Regions from separate parts of the Mus musculus genome. Here region 2 is linked to region 1. A link is a contact called in ENCODE POLR2A ChIA-PET data. All regions are on one chromosome and are shown on one strand. The core of a region is the stretch at or near the end of the contact, and the rest is flanking DNA. Distances in the headings are between cores, read along the strand shown. Region 1 holds the start of Zfp169 (zinc finger protein 169). Region 2 has its middle 8.4 kb from the start of Mirlet7a-1.

Region 1 (4,786 bases), core at 1,829-4,328:
ACTATTAAGCCTCAACCCTTAATTTCTTATTCATCCCCAAGATCTAAATAACATTAAAAGCCCCACAGTCTTTGCATATTAAAAGTTCAATCCCTTTAAAATATCCAATATCTTTTAAAATTCAAAGTCTTTTAAAATTCAAAGTCTCTTAACTGTGGGCTCCACTAAAATAACTACTTCAAGAAGGAAAAATATCAGGGCACAGTCACAATCAAAAGCAAAATCAAATTCCAACCATCCAATGTCTGGGATCCAACTCATGATGTTCTGGGCTCCTCCAAGGGCTTGGGTCACTTGTCCAGTTCTGCCCTTTGTAGCAGACTCCTTGTCTTCTAAGCTCCAGCTGCCTGTACTGCACTGCTGCTGCTGTTCTCAATGGTCATCTCATGGTACTGACATCTCCAAAACACTGCTATCTCCCACTGTAACTAGGCTTCACCAATAGCCTCTCATAGGCTCTCTTCATGGTGCCAAGCCTCAACTTCTTTGCATGACCCCTTCAGTCCTGGGCCATCAATTGCAACTGAGGCTGCACCTTCACCAATGGCCTTCTATGGTCTCTCACAGTGTAGAGCCTCAGCTGCTCTTCATGACCCCTTCATGCCTTCAAAACCTGAGTGACTCTTACACATTACAAAGTCCAGCCACAGCACAAGGTACAACCTTGGCTATCTCTCGAACACAGCCTCTGTGCTCTCAGAAAACACTTCCCAGAAGATTTCACCTCAGTGATGCTGGTCTCTTCTTATCACCACTAACTTCTTTTTCTCTTTCTTTTTTTTTTTAAGATTTATTTATTTATTTTATGTGTATGAGTACACACTGTAGCTGTACAGATAGTTGTGAGCCTTCATCTGGTTATTGGGAATTGAATTTAAGATTTCTGCTCACTCAGGTCAAGCCCACTCGATCTGGCCAAAGATTTATTTATTATTATAAATAAGTACACTGTAGCTGTCTTCAGACACACCAGAAGACGGTGTCAGATCTCATTGCGGGTGGTTGTAAGCCACCATGTGGTTGCTGGGATTTGAACTCAGAAGAGCAGTCAGTGCTCTTACCCCCTGAGCCATCTCAATTTCTTAGCTCCAGCTCACCAGCATCAATAGTCCCAGTAATGCAAAGTTTTCACTTTAGTAGTTCTGGTATCTTGTTATTTACAGCAGATTCTTCAGCCCCAGCTAACCAAAACCACAGAATCTTCACAATAAAAATAGCAGCGGCACTGATAAGAGTCTTTAGTCTTCCCTCTGAAATTTCACAAGCCAGGCCTCCATCTTGTGCACTGTTCTCAACATTATCTTCCAAGCTCCTATACAACATCCCACAGAGCTCTTAATACCGAATGGATCTTCTAGCCCAAAGTTCCAAAGTCCTTCCACAGTCCTCCCCAAAACATCATCAGGTTGTCACAAGAATACCCCATTCCTGGTACCAATGTGTCTTAGTCAGGGTTTGTATTCCTGCACAAATATGACCAATAAGCAAGTTGGAGAGGAAAGGGTTTATTCAGCTTACACTTTCCACATTGCTGTTCATCACCAAAGGAAGTCAGGACTGGAACTCAAGCAGATCAGGAAGCAGGAGCTGATGCAGAGGCCATGGAGGGATGTTTCTTACTGGCTTGCTTCCCCTGGCTTGCTCAACTTGCTCTCTTCTAGAACCCAAGACTACCAGCCCAGAGATGGCACCACCCACAATAGGCCCTCCCCCCTTGATCATCAACCAAAAAAATGCCCCACAGCTGGATCTCATGAAGGCACTTCCCAACTGAAGCGTCTTTCTCTGTGATAACTCCAGCCTGTGTCAAGTTGACACACAAAACCAGCCAGTACAGACAATAGGGCAACTGTACATACAAGCTCACTGCAGTTACAACACCATGCACAAGACCCGTGCAAGCCCAAACCAGAACAAATCTCAGCACAGAGACAAGAGTTCGGCACCAAATACCTAGTACCAAGCTACGGCAATTACTAGCTGCTGGGAGAGGAGGAGAAGGGTTTCTCTAAGAGTATATAGCCCGAGGTAAGCCAATAACAATCCAATGAAATATTCAAGAATATTGAATTCAGCATAAGTTAGTCTTAAAGGGTTTTGAAACAAAAAAGAAAGATAGGTCACAAAGATAGGTGGACTGGGGACAGAATTTTCAGTGGTGAATATAATCAAAATGAGTTGTATATATAGATCAGAGAACTAAAGAGAAAAGGAGAAACCAGGCTACACCGCCAGAAATTCAGGGAGCCAACAAGCCCTGGGTCATGGGGGAAATGTCTCTTCCCATTACATCACTCCAGGCTCTTGGAAGATCCCAGAGCTCAAGGGAGCCACACAAGGTCATTAGCCCACAATGTGTAAAAAGGCCACCCCCACTCCCCCCTACACACATATACACACAGGCACGCACGCGCACACACATACACACCACACACACAAGCCTTGTCACACACCAAGACTCCAAACTTCAAGACTAGCTCTAGTCTCTTGGTCTTTGCCGTTGCATTCAGCCAGGCAATTCTGTATGTTTTCCCCGCAAGGCAAGCGACCAAGCTGTATTTCCAAATTCATGATGAGTGCAGCTCCCCAAGACTTCTGTCCTCACCAATTCAGACATTTGTTCCTGTGGAGGATGGCTCTGATCCCTCACAAACCTCAACAGAGAGCGGGGGTGGAAAGGTGACATCTAGATGCCCCAGGTCCAATCTCCCTGACCTGGCACTAACACAGGGGACACACCTACAGCGTCATAGCCTGGGAAGCAGGCCAGACTGACCTGTAGCTTGTTTAGGACAAGATAGTGGACCCCTAACCCCGTTCTCACATGGCCCCCTCCCCATCCCAGGGTCTTCACCGAGACCCTCCTCCGGGATGGGCAGAGAAGCTGATTCCACTCCCAAAGACTCCACGCATCGAGGATGGAGCAGCGGCAGACACCTGAACCTTGTGGGTGGCCCACGCCAGCTCTCCGGACTCTTCCCCGCCTGGAGGGATCTGCAAGAGCCGAGGACGTCTGCACTTTCGCTCACCAGAACCGCAGTAGAATCGTCCACAGGCACAGGTGACGACTGCAGGATGCGGAAGTACACCGACCGGGGTGACGCGCGCGCACTTCACTACCCACGCAGCGCTAGAGATGGGGGAACTACAATACCCAGAATGCCGCGTACTGCAGGACACCCCATGCTGACTTGGCTGCAACCCGAAGCTTCAGACTATAGGAGGGGCTCCCTAGCACTGCCGGACTCTTTCATTGACTGCAAGACAACAGGGTAAGATCTTAGAGAAACAGAAAAAAAGCAGAAAAGCCAAACCGAAGTAATCTTTGCGTACTTCTAAGGAAGCTCATTAATCAATTCTTTTAAAAAAGATGTGCTATCTAGATGCCTTCCTCCTGCCAATTCAATCTTGGTTGGTTTTTTGTTTGTTTGTTTGTTTTGTTTTTTTTCTTTTTTACGTGCCTGTGAGTCGTGTGTTTTAAACTGCAGCATGTGTGGATACTGTGGGTGTTGTTTCTTGAAAATAATACTTTTTTTAAAAAATGATTACAAAAAGACAAGGGCAAACTAAGTTTGAAGATATTCATAGTGTAATGTTTTAAACTATTTTGCTCATACAAAAAAACACTTCTTGGTTGTAACAGAAAGACAAAAATCTTTGCGAAAAGACTAGGAATTTGAGCGGAACTCAATTTAATTGAATTTGAATTTTCAATTGTATTTCTAGTATTTGACGTGAGCAGTATTTTCAAATTATTTCCCATTTGCTTCTTAAAGTGAGGTGGCAAACAGCAGAAGTCAACAGGGACCAGATTCAGTCTTCCACATAAAACAAGCTTTAAAAGGACAACATGGACTAAGAAACCGATGGGGAAGCACTGCACACAGAAACAATGGAGGAATATCAGTGATGTGGACAATAAACGAAGTGAGCAGCGAACTCCCCTGGTGAGAAACCGTTCTGGCACAGAACAGAGAAGGGAGACCCGAGCAAGACCTGGAGGTCAACCTGAGACGAAGCCGGGGCCCTGGGGAAACCAAGGCAGCTTCAGTTCAAAGGACAGTACGAAGGACCAGAGAAATCCACAGAGGTTCAGTGGCTCCTTCCTCGGGCGTTCACCGAACACTGACAGCACGCGACACACAGCTGTGCCATCCCAGGGAAAAGTCCCGGGAAAAATGTCAGTGGGAATAAAGGGGGTGAGGAACAACACCTCTTCCTATGAGGCCATAAAGCCTTCAGAGTTGTACATAATACCTGGAAATGGTTTCATCTTGATAGGAAGACAAGATGGGGCCCCCGAGCCTTTCTTGTTTCACCTAGGAAAATGCAAAACTAAGCCTAGAAAAGATCAAATTGTTTACAAGTAACTTCATTTTATTTTTTTTTAAGTTTGAGCATACTTAGGATACACGCCACACTTGATAAGGCAAAAAACATGGAATGTCAAGTTTTCAATTAAAAGATGTCATGCCAGTAAAATGGGTCTATATTGTTCAGATAAAGAAAAAATAAAATCAGTAAGAATAATACTAGGAAATAAGGAGAGGCGCTGGAGAGGTGGCTACCGAGTGTTAAGAGCACTTGGGAATCTTGCAGAGGACCCAGGTTCAGTTCCCAGCATCTATAAGATGGCTCACAACTGCTTAGAATTCCACTTCCAAGGATCAGATGCCCTCTTCTGGTCTCTACAGACAACTGCATGCACACAGTGCACTTACCTGCAGGCAAAACACATTAATACTTATAAAAATAAATAAAAATGCATTAAATAAAAATACATTAA
Region 2 (5,010 bases), core at 1,225-3,724, 33 kb after region 1:
CACTGGTTCTGTAACATTAGTTACTGAAATAAAAGGAACTTGATATTTAGGATGCTATTCTCTAAACCAATTAGTTTCCTTAGTTCTGGAGGAGGTTTACTAGGGACATTTCCCAGGACCCTCAAGAAATCTAAATGAGACTTACTAACATTAAATTATTATGAGCATTTATTTTATTAGTACTGGAAACTCAACCCACCAATTCAGGCATGTCTGACAAGCTTTCTATCACTGAGCAACAACTCCAGCAGGACCATTTGTTTTAATACTTCACTCTGTGAACTGAAGTACTTTTTTTTGTTGTTTGTTTGTTTTTGAAACAGGTTTTATCTGTGCAGTCCTGGCTGTCCTGGAACTTGCTCTGTAGATCAGGCTGCCCTCAAAACTCTTGAGATCCACCTGCCTCTGCCTCCTGAGTGCTGGGATTAAACTTGTGTGCCAACACCTTCTTTATAGCCACATGTTTTGCATTCCTCTACCTTTCCAGCTTGAAAAATTACTAAGTCTCAAATCAGCACAACTTCAATTTATAGTGGGGGAGGGCACAGCTTGCTTCAAGTCTACAAAACTATCAATTTCTACAATAAAATTACCCATAGGGTAAAATGCACGCCCCATCTACACAATTTTGATAACACTTTTTAGACCCGACTTAATTTGGAAGATTTCTATTCTCTAATTAAAGTTCTTACATTTCCAACTAGTATTTTTGTTACACTAACAATTTCAAATTTCCCAAATATTACTGCTTCAACTGACAGAACCTAATGAAAGGCCAGAATGCTGAAAAATCTGTATTAAACTAACTTTTCTTTTTTTGGCTTTTTTCGAGACAGGGTTTCTCTGTGTAGCCCTGGCTGTCCTGATACTCACTTTGTAGACCAGGCTAGCCTAGAACTCAGATATCCGCCTGCCTCTGCCTCCCAAGTGCTGGGATTAAAGGCGTGCCCGGCTAAACTAACTTTTCTTATAAAAAGATTGTTTACTTGTTCAATTTTCTTCACAAGATTATCAGGCAATCAAAAACAAGAACACTAATGTTTTAAACTTCAAAAACAGGTTGCCAATATTTTTCAACAGTTAAAAAAGCAATCTGTCATCGTCTTCCATTTTAACTAAGTTTCTAAAGTTTTTCTCCGCCCCCCCTTGTCCTTTCATAATTATCCTTTTAACACAAAAAGTTGAAAACTACAACACAGACGATCACTTCTGACACAGACCCTGCACTAACAAGCGGGATCACCGAAGGGCAGTCCTGGCCAAGGGCATAAAGGTTACCACCCTGCCTCCGCTAAAGAGCGCGCCGAGAGATAAGTTTTCTTAGCCGGCCTCCGAGAGGCCACCCGCTTCCAAGAGTTTGCAGCCTCCCCAGTCAAAAGGCCAGTCTCGTTTCCGGTGCCACCGAGCTGCAAATCTCCTACCCCATCCCCTGGGATACAGTTTCCTCCCGCTCTCGCGCTCCCCTCCCCCTGGCCAAGGACGGGCAGCCGCAGCGATCCTCCAGCCCCAGCAGCTGCTCCAGGCCCTCAGGCCGCAGTTGGCCGAGCGGAGCAGGGGCAAGCAGCCAGCGTTGGCTCTCCGTTCCCTCCCTGCCAGCGCCTTCCCGCCCCGCCCCGTCCCTCCCCGCCCCCCGCACTTCCTACCTTCCTCCATCCCACCCCCCCCAACCAAAGCCAAGGTCTCCCCGGCCCACAAACCTGACGGCGGAAGTGACGTCATAGAGGCCCGGCTACGTCCGCAGCCAGTCACGCCACAGCGGGGAGGTAGCCCCGACCAACCGGCGCGAGCCAGAGGGCGGGACTTCCGTCCGCCGCAAGTTTGATTGAAGCGGCGGGGGAGGGGCGAGGTGAGGAATGTGAAGAATGACCCCCCTCCCCCGCCCGGTCGCCGAGGAGCTGGGCGGGAAGCGGAGGGGGCTGGGGCAGGCCAGCGGCCACGCGGCACCCCTCCCCCGCCCGAGCCCCAAGGCCCACGGCATCCGTGGGCCACCGGCCCCGGGGCCACCCGCCTGCCCGAGGCGCCCAGGCCATCCCACGGGTCCCAGGGTGCGGCGCGGCAGCCCCCAAGTCTTCCCTCCTGGTCGCCCGCTGCCGCCGCCGCTGAGTCTGGAGGAGGGAAAAATGGCGACGTCCCCGCGCTCGCCTTCACGCCCGCAGTACCCACCTCAAGCTCGCGGATAAAGGCGTCCCGCTGCCGCCACGGGAAATGGTCTGGCTTTCCCCCCACCGTGGCCCTCCACCGCCGCGCCCGGGAGAGAGCAGCGCGCGAGAACCCGGATGGAAGCGCGGGCGGGCGGGCGCCGCCTCGGCGGCCTGAGGGAAGGCTACGCGCGCGCCGGGAATCCGAGGCGGGGGCGGGAGCTGCGGGCAGCGCGCATTCCTATTGGCGGACGCTGTTGACGGACGTGTGCCTCGCCCTCTCGCCTTAGCCGGTCGGGGCTCACCCGGACCCCCACTGGAGGGTGACGGCTGAGCCCGCCCCCGCCGCGGAGAAGGCGGGTCTGGCCCGCCCACCGTGACAGGCTCCTCTTTCCCTACTGGAGGACCGGGAGAATAGCGAGGACCGTCCTCTGAGTCCCGCCCTCCGCGGTGATGGACAAGTCGTGTCACGTGGCCTCCGTCCGCTCTGCCGGCTGCGAGGCGGGAGGTGCTAGAGTTTTCGGGGCGGTTTTCACGTGTACCCAAGATGTTGGATTCACTCAGTCTTCCCTCTCGGGGGCTCCGGGGCTCGACGCCAAGGCCACTCCATACCTCACTTCACCCATCTGTCACATAAGGAGTTAGGTCTCCTATGGTGTATCTTTTATCTCTTTTATTTTTTTTTTCTTTCCCATGTATTGAAATTTTTGTGCTAAAACTTTTTCAAAGCAATCTTTACGAATTCTTTTTTTTTAAATCAATGCAAAAGCATTTCTTCATTCTTACTGGAACTTTCCATGCACTAGGAGACCTCTCTGCTCTTTGGTGGGTGGGTTGGGGTACTATTTAATGATAGTAGGTTTGCACGGTTTAAAAAAGAGAGTCAAGAGAGTCAAGCATCAACAAAACCCTATGAACATTCATCTGCAATCCATCCAGGGGAAAAAGGCACTGTACACGTCAGCAAAGTGCTTATATTATAAACTCCAACTATAAGCCATCCTAACATTCTCTGTCCAAAGCAAATGACAAGAGAGTTTAGAAGATGGGAGAGTTTGGGACTAAAGTGAACAAGTGAACAAAAAGAAGAGGAGGGTGGTGAACCTTGTGGGATAGGTAGGATATGGGGAGGAAGAGCTTCAACCTTCAGGATATACTGTGAGAAAGAGGATTATAAACCACACGATGTCATCAACTCTTCATACAAAGCTGGACTCCTCACAGTAGGTTTTCCTTCGTAGGCATAGCGGTGTGGATTTTGCTGTTTCGTTTTCTTCCTTTTTTTCTTTCTACTTTTTTTTTTTTTTCAGTAAACAGAAACCTAATTTGAAGGTGACTTACAGAATCAAAATGCCTCAATATAGCCACCTGACTGGCGACGGATGGCTGAAGCTTCTGGTTTCCGTCCTAAGAGAAAGAGACATTCTAGACTATGGGAATTGGGACCTATAAAGTAGGAGTAGCCCACAGAGAAGCCACCCCCTGGGCCCTGAAAGAGCAAATTCCTTCAGCCGAGGTCCTTGGAGAGGCCCACCCTGTGTCCTGGAGGCTTTGCTACCTCAGTTCCGTTCCACCTCTAGCATGACTCCCTCCAAATTTTCTCAGTCCAGACAAACAAGTAATTGTAACCAAAACTGCCAAAGTAAAGCATACATACTTCTCGAAATGTCCTCTGGCCTCTTTGCCTCAGTCCTCCCCTTGTTAAGATCTCCTTTGACCTGTGTCTTCTCTTTTGTCCTTTCGTTCATTGTTCATTGCATGACTTCAAGATGATATATTCACTTCTTGATCTCCCTGCTGTTCATCGATCAGACTCTCCGTCCTTATTCCGGGGTGTGATGGGCCATTTTAGTGTGTCAGTTTGAGCCACCATGCCCCAAGATATCTTATTAAATAATATTGCTGGATGTCTGTGAGGATGTTTCTAGAAGAGATTAACATTTAAAGTGGTAAACTAAGGAAAAACTAATGGCTTTGCCTAATGTGAGTGGATATCATCCAGCCCATCCAGGGCTTGAATGAACCAAAACGGTACAGGGACACAGGGTGGCTGAATTCTCTGCTTTCTGACTCCTAGGCCCTGAGATTTCACCAGCAGCAGCTTGCCTAGGTCTGCAGCTTCCATATGGAAAATTGTGGGCCACGGCCCAGCTAGATGGCTCAGCAGATAAAATGTGCTTGCCGCCAAGGCTGATGACTAAGTTCAGTTCCCAGAATCTGCATGGTAGAAGGGAACCAACTCCTGCCAAGTTGTCCTCTGACCACACAAACGCACACATATATGCTGAGTAAATGAAAAAAATTTTTTTCAAGGAATTAATAGGACTTCTTAGACTTCATAATCATTGATCGAAGAAGACACATACACATTTATACGTAGATGCTCCTTGTCTTGTGATAAAGTTTGGACCCAATAAATCAATATTGTAAGTCAGACTGTCATAAGGTGGGAGCATTGAATACACTACCAGTTCTGCTCTTCTGGTAAACACTGGCTAATACAGCAGATCACCTTTGGCAGTTGGCCTAGGCCTTGTTATAGCCTGGTCTGGTTATCATAAGAATGATATCTGTCAAGCGGGGCAGTGGTGGTCCACGCCTTTAATCCCAGCCCTTGGGAGGCAGAGGCAGGTAGATTTCTGAGTTTGAGGCCAGCCTGGTCTACAGAGTGAGTTCCAGGACAGCCAGGGCTACACAGAGAAACTCTGTCTTGGAAAACAAACAAATAAACAAAAAAAAAAGATATCTGTCAGTGTCTTCCACAACCTCATCTACTCCATAGGCCCCATGACTCCTGAGGGGCCTTAAGTGCTAGTACTCCCCGAGGAGTCACAACAGAAAAAAAAAAAAATTCCACAAGCAGAGACCTCAG

The links. ChIA-PET counts read pairs that join two places held with the same protein, here RNA polymerase II (POLR2A).
Region 2: POLR2A ChIA-PET joins it to region 1 with 16 read pairs in embryonic stem cell. The contact joins the enhancer-like site here to the promoter of Zfp169 in region 1. POLR2A ChIA-PET finds 5 or more read pairs at or near these places in 3 of 5 experiments (Patski and embryonic stem cell).

The regions. Positions count from the first base shown.
Region 1 is chr13:48,510,358-48,515,143 of GRCm38, forward strand. Zfp169 (zinc finger protein 169) reads right to left here and starts at 3,079. Exons shown (of 5, transcript NM_026450.3): 1 at 2,938-3,079. A830005F24Rik (RIKEN cDNA A830005F24 gene) reads left to right here and starts at 3,213. Exons shown (of 2, transcript NR_165458.1): 1 at 3,213-3,272; 2 at 3,777-4,482.
Region 2 is chr13:48,544,187-48,549,196 of GRCm38, forward strand. No RefSeq gene overlaps it. Among named protein-coding and RNA genes, the nearest start is that of Mirlet7a-1, 8.4 kb to the left of the region's middle. Within about 2 kb of position 2,475, at least 2 of the 3 ENCODE cell types and tissues checked have a DNase peak (open chromatin) inside an H3K27ac peak, as active enhancers do.